Regions from separate parts of the Homo sapiens genome. Here regions 2 and 3 are each linked to region 1. A link is an interaction called in ENCODE POLR2A ChIA-PET data of the cell type or tissue named here. Cell type or tissue: PC-9. All regions are shown on one strand.

The links. Peaks named below come from ENCODE experiments on the same cell type or tissue, not always from the same donor. Only the 100,000 strongest peaks of a DNase experiment are listed, where the experiment ranks them.
Region 2: POLR2A ChIA-PET joins it to region 1 with 7 read pairs; 3 of 35 experiments call an interaction of 5 or more read pairs at or near these places.
Region 3: POLR2A ChIA-PET joins it to region 1 with 9 read pairs; 7 of 35 experiments call an interaction of 5 or more read pairs at or near these places.

The regions. Positions count from the first base shown.
Region 1 is chr4:39,727,399-39,731,398 of GRCh38, reverse strand. All of the region lies in intron 1 of UBE2K (ubiquitin conjugating enzyme E2 K), which reads right to left. Among named protein-coding and RNA genes, the nearest start is that of UBE2K, 31 kb to the right of the region's middle. In PC-9, no CTCF peak of the experiment used is centred here; no DNase peak of the experiment used is centred here; H3K27ac peaks cover 1,084 bases.
Region 2 is chr4:40,020,822-40,024,821 of GRCh38, reverse strand. It overlaps the pseudogene KRT18P25. Among named protein-coding and RNA genes, the nearest start is that of N4BP2, 34 kb to the left of the region's middle. In PC-9, no CTCF peak of the experiment used is centred here; a DNase peak (open chromatin) is centred at 2,091; H3K27ac peaks cover 990 bases.
Region 3 is chr4:39,894,860-39,898,859 of GRCh38, reverse strand. It overlaps PDS5A (PDS5 cohesin associated factor A), which reads left to right. Exons shown (of 33, transcript NM_001100399.2): 15 at 35-83; 16 at 332-471. Among named protein-coding and RNA genes, the nearest start is that of PDS5A, 81 kb to the left of the region's middle. In PC-9, no CTCF peak of the experiment used is centred here; no DNase peak of the experiment used is centred here.

The sequences.
Region 1 (4,000 bases):
GAAGCTTATGGCACATAACAGTCCCAAAGCAGAAGTGACATGAAAACAAAGGGATTGGGAGAATAATGAAAAACTGAGGCCATGGAGACACATGTATGATCCTTACTAAAAACAAGTTCTAGACGAGCAGTATCCAATACAATATAATGTAAGCCACTATGTAAATTTAAAATTTTCTGATATCCACATTGAAAAGAGTACAAGATGGCCGGGCGCCGTGGCTCATGCCTGTAATCCCAGCACTTTGGGAGGCTGAGGCAGGCGGATCACCTGACGTCAGGAGTTCGAGACCAGCTGAGGCAGGAGAATCGCTTGAACCCGGGAGGCAGAGGTTGCAGTGAGTTGAGATCGTGCCACTGCACTCTAGCCTGGGCGACAAAGCAAGACTCTGTCTTGAAAATAAAAGATAAAAATAGTACAAGAGACTGGACATAGTGGCACACTCCTGTAAATCCCAGCTACTTGAAATTCTAAGGCAGGAGAACTGCTTGAACCCGAGAGGCGGAGGTTGCAGTGAGCAGAGATCACGCCACTGCACTCCACCGGACAACAGAGTGAGACTCTGTCTCAAAAAAAAAAAAAAAAAAAGAAGCTATAGCAGCTAGCAATTATTATTATTATTATTTTTTGAGACGGAGTCTCACTCTGTTGCCCAGGCTGGAGTGCAGTGGCGCAATCTCAGCTCACTGCAAACTCCACCTCTTGGGGGTTCAAGCGATCCTTCTGCCTTAGCCTCCTGAGTAGCTGCAATTATAGGCGCCCACCACCATGCCCGGCTAATTGCTGAATTTTTGGTAGAGATGGGGTTTCACCATGTTGGCCAGGCTGGTCTTGAACTCCTGACCTCAAGATCTACCAGCCTCAGCCTCCCAAAGTGCTGGGATTACAGGCTAAGCCACCACACCAGGCTGCAGCTAGCATTTTTTAAATCACACCTGTAATCCCAACACTTTGTGGGGCAAAGGAGGGAGGATCACTTGAGCCCAGGAGCTTAAGACCCGCCTGGGCCATATAGTGAAACTCCCATCTCTACAGCGTGGAAAAAAAACAAAAAAAACAAAAAACGTGTGTCTGTAATCCCAGCTATTCAGGAAGTTGAAGTGGGAGAATCACTTGAGCCCAAGAGGTCAAGGGTGCAGTAAGCTATGACTGTGCCACTACACACCAGCCTGTGTGACAGAGTGAGACTCCATCTCTTAAAAAAAAAAGTTAAGTTCTGGACTTCTGTCAAACTTTACTCAATCTACAATGAAGAGTAATTCAAGTCTGAATTTATCAATTCCATGAATATTTACTAAGTACTTGCTATTTGCAAGGCATTATAACAGATATTGGTAGTATAATGATCAACTAGAAATTTTCTCTAACCTGTATCAATAGTTATTTCATTCTAAGGTACTGAAGAACTAATTATATAATTTTTAAATGAAGTACAGGATACTATGAAGAACATTTAGCAGACAGAAAATCTAGAAAGTAAGAGGAAGCTTCCTTGAGGAAATTAGTTTTAAAAGACTTAACTTTAGGAAAAGCCAGCACTTAAGGCAGAGCGTACACGCTGTGCAAAATGGAGGCAAACGAGGACTTGACAGGTTTAGGAATTGAAATGCCGCCAATGTGACTACAATACAAAGAATGAAAATGATGAAATGAGGCAGGAGAAGCAGTCAAAAGCCAGATTATTCAGGGTCATGAAGAATAATAAAAATTTGAAGTGTTGTAACAATCAGATCTGGGTCTCTTAGAGATCACCTGGCTGGAGTAGGGGGAAATGGCTGGAGGGGGATTAGAGAGAATACTTAGGAAACCAGTGAGAGATGCCAATAAAGTCCAGTGCAATGAAAAGAAGATGAATTAAGGCAGACAGGAAGTAAAATCTAAAGGACTTAGTTACTAACTAAAAGCTATGATCTTAGAAGAGGGGATTTTTTGCTGGGTGGATGACAGTATAATAAAGATAAGGAAACAAAGAATTGAGAAGTCAGGGTTTGAGGGAGAGGGGAAAAATCAGTTTGAGACATGTTGGATACAAGGTATCTGTGAAAATCCAAAGAACCAAGTAGGTAAATGAAAAATTCAGGTCTCGGGTTCAGGAGTGATCTGAAGATACAGTCAGAAAGATAGGAAAGACCGGGCGCCATGGCTCACGCCTGTAATACCAACACTTTGAGAGGTCAAGGTGGGCGGATCATCTAAGGTCAAGAGTTCGAGACTAGCCTGGCCAACATGGTGAAACCCCGCCTCTACTAAAAATACAAAAATTAGCTGGGGGCATGGTGGTGCGTGCCTGTAATCCCAGCTACTCTGGAGGCTGAGGCAGGAGAACTGCTTGAATCCAAGACACGGAGGGAGCAGTAAGCCGAGACAGAAGCACAGTACTCCAGCTTGGGCGACAAAGTAAGACTCCTTAAAAAAAAAAAAAAAAGGTGGGGGGCTGTGCGCGGTGGCTCACGCCTGTAATCCCAGCACTTTGGGAGGCCGAGGCGGGTGGATCACGAGGTCAAAAGATGGAGACCATCCTGGCTAACACAGTGAAACCCCGTCTCTACTAAAAATACAAAAAAAAAAAAACAAAAAAAACAAAAAAAACCTACTAGCCGGGCGTGGTGGCGGGCGCCTATAGTCCCAGCTACTCCGGAGGCTGAGGCAGGAGAATGGCGTGAACCCAGGAGGCGGAGCTTGCAGTGAGCCGAGATCGCACAACTGCACTCCCCACCTGGGGGACAGAGCGAGACTCTGTCTCAAAAGAAAAAAAAGAAAAAAGGAAAAAAGGAAAGGCAGGAGGAAGGGGAGGGAAAGGGAAAAGGAAAGAAAGGAAAGAAGAAAGGAAGAAAAAGATATTTGGATAGTCTGATATCACTGACACTACAGGAATAATATTTCAAGGAAACAGTGGGTAATGTTGCTGAACGATCAACAATAATACCTAATACATCGCTTTATCATCCAGACAGGAGGTACAGTGGTACAATCATAGCTCACCGCTGCCTCAAACCTCTGAGCTAAGGCAATTCTCCCGCCTCAGTCTCCCAAACTGTTGGGATTAGAGGCGTAAACCACCACTCCCAGCTCAATATCTATATATAATTTACAGGCAATATTTTAACTGATGTACATGTAATAACTCAATCTTAAAACAAACTTACGTGCTTACCAATAAGGAAGCTGAGGCAACAAAGTCACAAAGCTAATAATCAGTGAAGCCAGGTTTTAAAACTGATTCAAGAGTCAAGACAGAGCTTTTCTTTTACTTATTTTTTTTTTTGAGATGGTGTCTTGCTCTGTCGCCCAGGCTGAAATGCAGTGGGGCAATCTCGGCTCACTGCAACCTCCACCACCCGGGTTGAAGCGATTCTTCTGTCTCAACCTCCTGAGTAGCTGGGACTACAGGCGCACAGCACCACGCCTGGCTAATTTCTTACATATTTTTTAGTAGACACAGGGTTTCACCACATTGGCCAGGCTGGTCTCGAACTCCTGACCTTATGATCTGCCTGCCTCAGCCTCCCAAAGTGCTGGGATTACAGGCGTGAGCCACTGCACCCGGCTCACTTCTAAGATTTCAGTTAGAGGACATCTCAATGTATGCCAGTAAGAAAAAAACACTGCCATTTACACCATGACACAATACTTTATCACTCAGTTTTTATTATACACTTACTCAACTTTTAGAATTTATATACTTCAATCCTAAGATTAGGCCAGGCACAGTGGCTCACACCTGTAATCCCAGCTCTTTGGGTGGTGGAGATGGGCTGATCATTTGAACCCAGGAGTTCAAGACCAGCCCATCTCTATCCTTATGGAAAAAAAAAAAAAAGATCAGTCCAGACAACATGGTGAAACCCTGTCTCTACAAAAAAATTAGGTAGGTGTGGGTGTGGTGGTGCATGGCCATAGTCCCAGCAATGCGGGAGGCTGAAGTGGGAAAATCACCTGAGCCCAGGAATCCCAGGCTGCAGAGAGCCGTGATCTTACCACTGGCACTCCTGCCTGGGTG
Region 2 (4,000 bases), 290 kb before region 1:
CAGGTGCCCACAACCACACCCAGCTAATTTTTGTATTTTTAGTAGAGATGGGGTTTCACCATGTTGGCCAGGCTGGTCTCAAACTCCTGACCTCAGGAGATACACCCTTCTCGACCTCACAAAGTGCTGGGATTACAGGCGTGAGCCACCACACCCGGCCCATTATTATTATCATTATCATTATTATTATTATTATTCAGACAGGGTCTCACTCTCACCTAGGCTGGAGTGCAGTGGTACAAACACTGCTCACTGCAGTGTCCTGGGCTCAAGGGATCCTCCCACCTCAGCCTCCCGGTAGTTGGGACCACCGGCACGCGCCATCGAGCCTGGCATTTTTTTTTTCTGGTAGAGACATGGTCTCACTACATTGTCCAGGCTGGCTTGAACTCTGAGCTCAACCTATTCCTCCCACCTCAGCCTCCCAAAATGTCGAGATTACAGGGATGAGCCACCTCACCTGGCCCTAGATCCATTTTTTCCTTTTTTTTTTTTTTTGTTTTCTTTGTGTGAGATGGAGTCTCGCTCTGTCGCCCAGGCTAGAGTGCAGTGTTGCAATCTTGGCTCACTGCAACCTCCACCTCCTGGGCTCAGGCGATCCTCCCACCTCAGCAGCTGGTACAGGGAGGCACCATCACGGCCGGCTAATTTTTATATTTTTAGTAGAGACGGGGTTTCACCATGTTGCTGAGGCTGGTCTCAAACCCCTGATCTTAAGTGATCCACTCACTTTGGCCTCCTAAAGTGCAGGTATTACAGGTGTGAGCCACTGCGCCCAGCCCTACTTTCTAAATAAATCTATCCACTTCTCATTATCTCTACTGACACCTCTCTACTTCAAGCTGTCAGTCATCTCCTTCCTACTTCATCTTCTTCACAAACCACTATAATAAACTTAATTAATTCCTCCACATTCATTCTTGTTTTACCTCAGTATATACATGGCCATATAACATACATATCTTATAATGTAAATCTATTTTAGATAACTTGCCAAGTTCCCTCACATCATGTTTGGGCCTTTACATATGCCACTTCCTCTGCCTGGAATGTTGTTTCTTCCCTCTTTGCATAGCCAACATCTAGTCATTCATCAAGCTTCAGTGTAAATGTCATTTCCTTAATATTACCTTCACTAATCATATATAAATCAGAAGTTATATTCCCCCTTACTTTTCCTTCATAGACCAATTGCAATTATAAATTAAATATTTTATTTACATTATTATTATTATTTTGAGACGGAGTCTCACTGTGTTACCCGGGCTGGAGTGCAGTGGCATGATCTCAGCTCACTGTAACCTCCCACTCCCAGGTTCAAGAGATCCTCTCACCTCAGCCTCCCAAGTAGCCTCCCAAGGGACCATAGGTGCACGCCACCATGACCTGCTAATTTTTGTATTTTTAGTAGAGCCAGGGTTTTACCACTTTGCCCAGGCTGGTCTCAAACTCCTGGGCTTAAGTGATTCTCCTGCCTTGGCCTCCTAAAGTGCTGGGATTACAGGCATGAGCCACCACACCCGGCCTCACTATTTTAAAACTCTGGCACAGTGCATGGCACATGATAAATTTCTAATAAATGTTTGTAGAAACAATGCAGATTTTTTCTTTTTTCTTTTTTCTTTTTTTTTTTTTTTTTGAGATGGAGTTTCACTCTTGTCACCCAGGCTGGAGTGCAATGGCGCGATCCCAGCTCACTGCAACCTCTGCCTCCGGGGTTCAAGCGATTCTTCTGCCTCAGGCTCCCAAGTAACTGGGATTACAGGCCTGTACCACCACGCCTGGCTAGTTTTTTTGTTTTTAGTAGAGATGGGGTTTCACGATGTTGGCCAGGCTGGTCTTGAACTCCTGACCTCAGGTGATCCTCCTGCCTCAGCCTCCCAAAGTGCTGGGATTACAGGCATGAGCCACCGCATCTGGCCTCACTGTTGTATTTCAAAACTCTGGCGTAGTGCTTGGCACATGATAAACGTCTAATAAATATTTGTAGAAAGAATGCAGAATATTTTTTTTTTCTGAGATGGAGTTTTACTCTTTTGCCCAGGCTGGAGTGCAATGGTGCAATTCTGGCTCACTGTAACCTCTAACTCCCAGGTTCAACTGATTCTAATGACTCAGCCTCCCAAGTAGCTGGAATTACAGGCATGTGCCGCCACGCCCTGCTAATTTTTGTGATGTTTTGTTTTGCTTTGTTTTGTTTTGTTTTGTTTTGTTTTGTTTTGTTTGAGACAGAGTCTGGCTGTGTCTCCCAGGCTGGAGTGCAGTGGCACAATCTCTGCTCACTGCAACTTCCGCCTCACGAGTTCAAGCGATTCTCCTGCCTCAGCCTCCTGAGTAGCTGGGACTACAGGAGCCCACCACCATGCCAAGCTAATTTTTGTATTTTTAGTAGAGACAAGGTTTCATCACATTGACCAGGCTGGTCTCGAACTCTTGACCTCAGGTGATCTGCCCTCCTCAGCCTCCCAAAGTGCTGGGATTGCAGGCATGAGCCACCGTGCCTGGCAATTTTTGTATTTTTAGCAGAGATGGGGTTTCGCCATGTTGGCCAGTCAGGGAAAGCATGCAGAATTTTTAAATGAATATTTAAGTAGCCGAATGAATGAATGTTTGAATAAAACATATCAAAAATCGGCTGGGCACTGTAGCTCATGCCTGTAATCCCAACACTTTGGGAGGCCAAGGTGGTGAGTTCCAGACCAGGCTGGCCAATATGGTGAAACCCCCATCTCTATTAAAAATACAAAAATTTGGCGAGGCGCAGTGGCTCATGCCTGTAATCCCAGCACTTTGGGAGGTCGAGGCGGGTGGATCACGAGGTCAGGAGATCGAGACCGTCCTGGCTAACACAGTGAAACCCCTTCTCTACTAAAAATACAAAAAATTAGCCGGGTGTGGTTGCAGGCGCCTGTAGTCCCAGCTACTCGGGAGGCTGAGGCAGGAGAATGGCCTGAACCCGGGATGCGGAGCTTGCAGTGAGCTGAGATTGCGCCACTGCACTCCAGCCTGGGCGACAGAGCGAGACTCCGTCTCAAAAAAAAAAAAAATACAAAAATTTGCTGGGCGTGGTGGAGTGTGCCTGTAGTCCCAGCTGCTCCAGAATGTGAGGTAGGAGAATTGCTTGAACCCGGGAGGTGGAGGTTGCAGTGAGCCGAGATCGCCCCACTGCACTCCAGCCTGGGTAACAGAGCAAGATTCCATCTCAAAAAAACCAAAAATCTTAAAAATATTTATTTATTTTATCTCTGAGCTTATTATTGGCCTCCTGCTCCCCAAAGGGTACCCTGCTTCTTCTGGCTTAACGTCTCAGAACTTTGGTGTCATTGGTCTCAGACACCACTTTGCCATCCACTATCCTGCGGGTGGTGGTCTTTTGGATGGTTTGCATGGAGTTGTCCAGGGCATCACCAAGATTGAAGTCCTTGCCGTCTTCCAGCAGGCAGGTAGGTGGCAATCTCAGCCTCTAGCTTGACCTTGATATTCAGCAGGGCCTCCTACTCCTGGGCCTGGCACTGTCCCTCTGCCCGGGTCTGTGCCAGCTCTGACTCCAGGTGCAGCAGGATCCCGTTGAGCTGCTCCATCTGCAGGGTGTACCGGGCCTCCATCTCCCTCAGGCTGTTCTCCAAGCTGGCCTTCAGATTTCTCATGGAGTCCAGGTCGATCTCCAAGGACTGGACTGTATGTCTCAGCTCCGTGAGCAGCATCTCAGCAGCTCCAACCTTGGCGGTCTGCGTGGTGACCACTGTGGTCTCTCCTCAATCTGCTGAGACCAGTACTTGTCTAGGTCCCCTCAGTTCTTTCAAGCCAGCTCATCATATTGGGCCTGGATGTCTGCTATGATCCTGGCAAGGTCCTGAGATTTGGGGTCATCTACCTCCACGGTCAACCCAGAGCTGGCAGTCTGAGCTTGTAGACCTTTTACTTAATCTTTGTGGTTCTTCTTCATGAAGACCAGCTCCTCCTTGAGAGCCTCGATCTCTGTCTCCAGCTGCAGCCAAGT
Region 3 (4,000 bases), 170 kb before region 1:
CTAGTTGTTCTTTTGTTTCTGTTTTAAATTTCAGTCAGAGGCTAACTGTTCTGCCATGTTTGGAAAACTGATGACCATAGCAAGTGAGTATGTTTATTTACTCACTAAACATGTAGTAAACGTAAATGCAGACAAAGTATTTACCCAGTGGGACTACTGATTTAATGTTAAGTAAAAGAAAATAATCTTTATCTTAATTTTGTTTCTAAGAACCAGCTAGGCTGATTTTCTTTTAGTGGCTCCGCAATATTTTGATGGCACCTGTTTTTAGCTTAGTAGAATAGTTTTTTTTTTTTCCTTCTCTAATATTGATTCTCTTTTAATTTTATAGAGAATTTGCCTGACCCCGGGAAAGCACAAGATTTTGTGAAGAAATTTAACCAGGTTCTCGGCGATGATGAGAAACTTCGGTCTCAGTTGGAGTTATTAATTAGCCCAACCTGTTCTTGCAAACAAGCAGATATTTGTGTGGTTAGTAAATCATACTTCACACTTTTTCTCTAGCTTTACTTACAGAAATATGTATTTTATTAAAGCCTGTTTTACATACAGTGATTTGTGTAAATGTAACAATATTGTGAGCTCTGAATTACTTTGGAGTATATCTATTGTCAAGTTAATTCTCTATTTACCATTCACTCTCAGCCACATTCCAGGAAAATAACTAAAGAACTAAGCCAGGGAGATTGGTCTTAGGAATTTTACAAGATAAAGTACTTTGAACTTAGTAGACATTCATTGAGTAATGATAAGTATTTTCTGAATGCTTGTGTACATGTGCATTTTCTTCTTTCATGTATTAGAATGGAAATAATCGTCAATAAATTAGTAGTAGTAACATTGCCATATATCTGGTTTCATTTACAGATAAAGTAAATTCCTATCTAGACTTTTGTCTTCATTCTTCTCTTGAACTCATTTAAAACCAATATTCTTAAAGCTATCAGGAGGGAAAACTTATGCATTCATTTATTCAGCTTTTTTTTTTTTTTTCCTGAGATAGTCTTGCTTTTGTCACCCAGGCTGGAGTTCAGTGGCACAATCATAGTTCACTACAGCGTTAAAGTCCTGTGCTCATGTGATCCTATACCCCAGCCTTCTGAATAGCTAGAACTATTGGCACACGCATCCACACCCAGCTAAGTTTTTAAATTTTTTGGAGGCCATGCACATTGGCTCACACCTGTAATCCCAGCACCTTGGGAGTCCAAGGCGTGTGGATCACCTGAGGTTGGGAGTTCGAGACCAGCCTAGCCAACTTGGTGAAACCCCATCTCTACTAAAAATACAGAAATTTGCCAGGTGTGGTGGTACATGCCTGTAATCTGAGCTACTCAAGAGGCTGAGACAGGAGAATTGCTTGAACTCGGGAGGTGGAGGTTGTAGTGAGCCGAGATCATGCCACTGCACACCAGCCTGAGTGACAGAATGAGACTGTCTCAAGAAAAGGAAAAAATAAAAATTTTTGTCTCTGTGTTGCCCAGGGTGGTCTCAAACTCCTTCAAGTGATTATCTCACCTCACTGCAACCTCCACCTCCTGGGTTCAGACGATTCTTGTGCCTCAGCCTTCCGAGTAGCTGAGATTACAGGCATGAGCCATCACATCTGGCTAATTTTTTGTATTATTAGTAGAGGTAGGTTTTCACCATGTTGGCCAGGCTGATCTTGAACTCCTTACCTCAGGTGATCCACCCACCTCGGCCTCCCAAAGTGCTGGGGTTACAGGCATGAGCCACACACCCAGGCAAAAGATTCTTGATGTATCTAAAATGGTATACTGCATGACAACATTTTGGCCAAAGATAAGACCACATGTATTTTGGGAGTCCCATAATATTATAACAGAACTCAGGGTGATGGGTGTAGCAAACTACCATGACACATGTATACCTGTGTAACAAACCTGCACATTGTGCACATGTATCCCATAACTTAAAGCATTAAAAAAAAAAAAAGATTATAACGGAACTGAAGGATTCCTATCACCTAGTGACATCTTGGTGATCCTGACCTGGCGTAGGCCTAGGCTATTGTATGTGGTTGTATCTTAGTTTTGCACAAAAAAAAGTTTTAAAACTTTCTTTTTTTTTTTTTAAACAGGGTTTTGCTCTGTCACCCAGACTGGAGTTCAGTGATGTTATCATGGCCCACTGCATCCTCAGCCTCCTGGGTTCACGTGATCCTCTCCCTTCAATCTCCTGAGTAGCTGGGACTATAGGCACATGCCACCATGCCCAGCTAATTTTTTATTTTTTGTAGAGACAGGGTTTCTCCATGTTGTCCAAGCTGGTCTGGAACTCCTGAGCTGAAGAAACCTACCTGCCTCAGCCCCACAAAATATTGGGATTACAGGTGTGAGCCACCACATGCAGCCAAAAAAATTTTTAATAGGAAGAAGCTAGTAGAATAAGGATATAAGGAAAGAAACCATTTTGTGTACAGCTGTACACAAAATGTGTTTTAAGCTAAGTGTTACTACAAAAGAGTCAAAAAGCTAAAAAAAAAAAAAAAAAAGATCAGTACATTGGCTCACACCTGTAATCTCAGCACTTTGGGAGGCCTAGGCAGGAGGATCACTTGAAGCCAGGAATTTGAGACCAACCTGGGCAATATATCAAAACCCCCGCCTCTACAAAACATTAAAGAAAACTAGCTGCACATGGTGGCGCACACCTGTAGTCCTGACTACTCCAGAGGCCAAGATGGGAGGATCACTTGAGCCCAGGATTTTAAGCCTACAGTGAGCTATGGTCACACCACTGCATTCCAGCCTGGGTGACAGAACAAGATCCTGTCTCCAAAAATTTTTTTAAAAGCTAAAAAAAAAAAAAACCGGGCCAGGTGTGGTGGCTCACACCTGTAATCCCAGCACTTTGGGAGGCCGAGGTTGGCAGATCATGAGGTCGGGAGATCGAGACCATCCTGGCTAACACGGTGAGACCCCGTCTCTACTAAAAATACAAAAAAAAAAAAATTAGCTGAGCATGGTGGCGGGCGCCTGTAGTCCCAGCTACTCTGGAGGCTGAGGCAGGAGAATGGTGTGAACCTGGGAGGCGGAGCTTGTAATGAGCTGAGATCATGCCACTGCACTCCAGCCTGGGCGACAGAGCGAGACTCTGTCTCAAAAACAAACAATCAAACAAAAACAAACCCTTGAAGTTCATCAAGTAAAAATATTACAAAAAGCTAAGGATAATTTATCATTGAAGAAAGAAAAAGTGTTTAAATATCGTGCTGCCTAAGTGTACAGTGTTTATAAAGTCTACAGTAGTGTACTGTAATGTCCTGTTTCTTCACATTCACTCACCACTTACTCACTGACTTACCCAGATCAACTTGCAGTCCTGTAAGCTTCATTTATGGTAAGTGCTCTATATGTAGGTGTACTGTTTTTTATCTTTTATATGGCATTTTTATTATATGGTTTATATTGTGTTTTTATCTTTTATATTTTTACCCTGTGTTTAGATAATGTTCAAATACACAAATACCACTGTGTTACAGTTCCCTACAGTATTTAGCATAGTAACATGCTGTACAATTTTGTAGCATAGAAGTAGTACGCTATACCATTTAGGTTTGTGTGCGTGCACTCTAATGTTCACATGATGAAATTGCCTTAACAACACATTTCTCTTTTTTTTTTTTTTTTTTTTTTTGAGACGGAGTCTCACTGTCGCCCAAGCTGGAGTGCAGTGGCGCGATCTTGGCTCACTGCGTTCTCTTGCCTCAGCCTCCCGAGTAGCTGGGACTACAGGCTCCTGCCACCTCGCCCGGCTAATTTTTTGTATTTTTAGTAGAGACGCGGTTTCACCATGTTAGCCAGGATGATCTCGATCTCCTGACCTCGTGATCCGCCCGCCTCGGCCTCCCAAAGTGCTGGGATTACAGGTGTGAGCCACCGTGCCTGGCCAACAACACATTTCTCAAAATCTGTCTCCACCATTGAGTGATGGATAATTCTTTGTGTGTGTGGGCAGGGGGAGGGTATGTATTTCT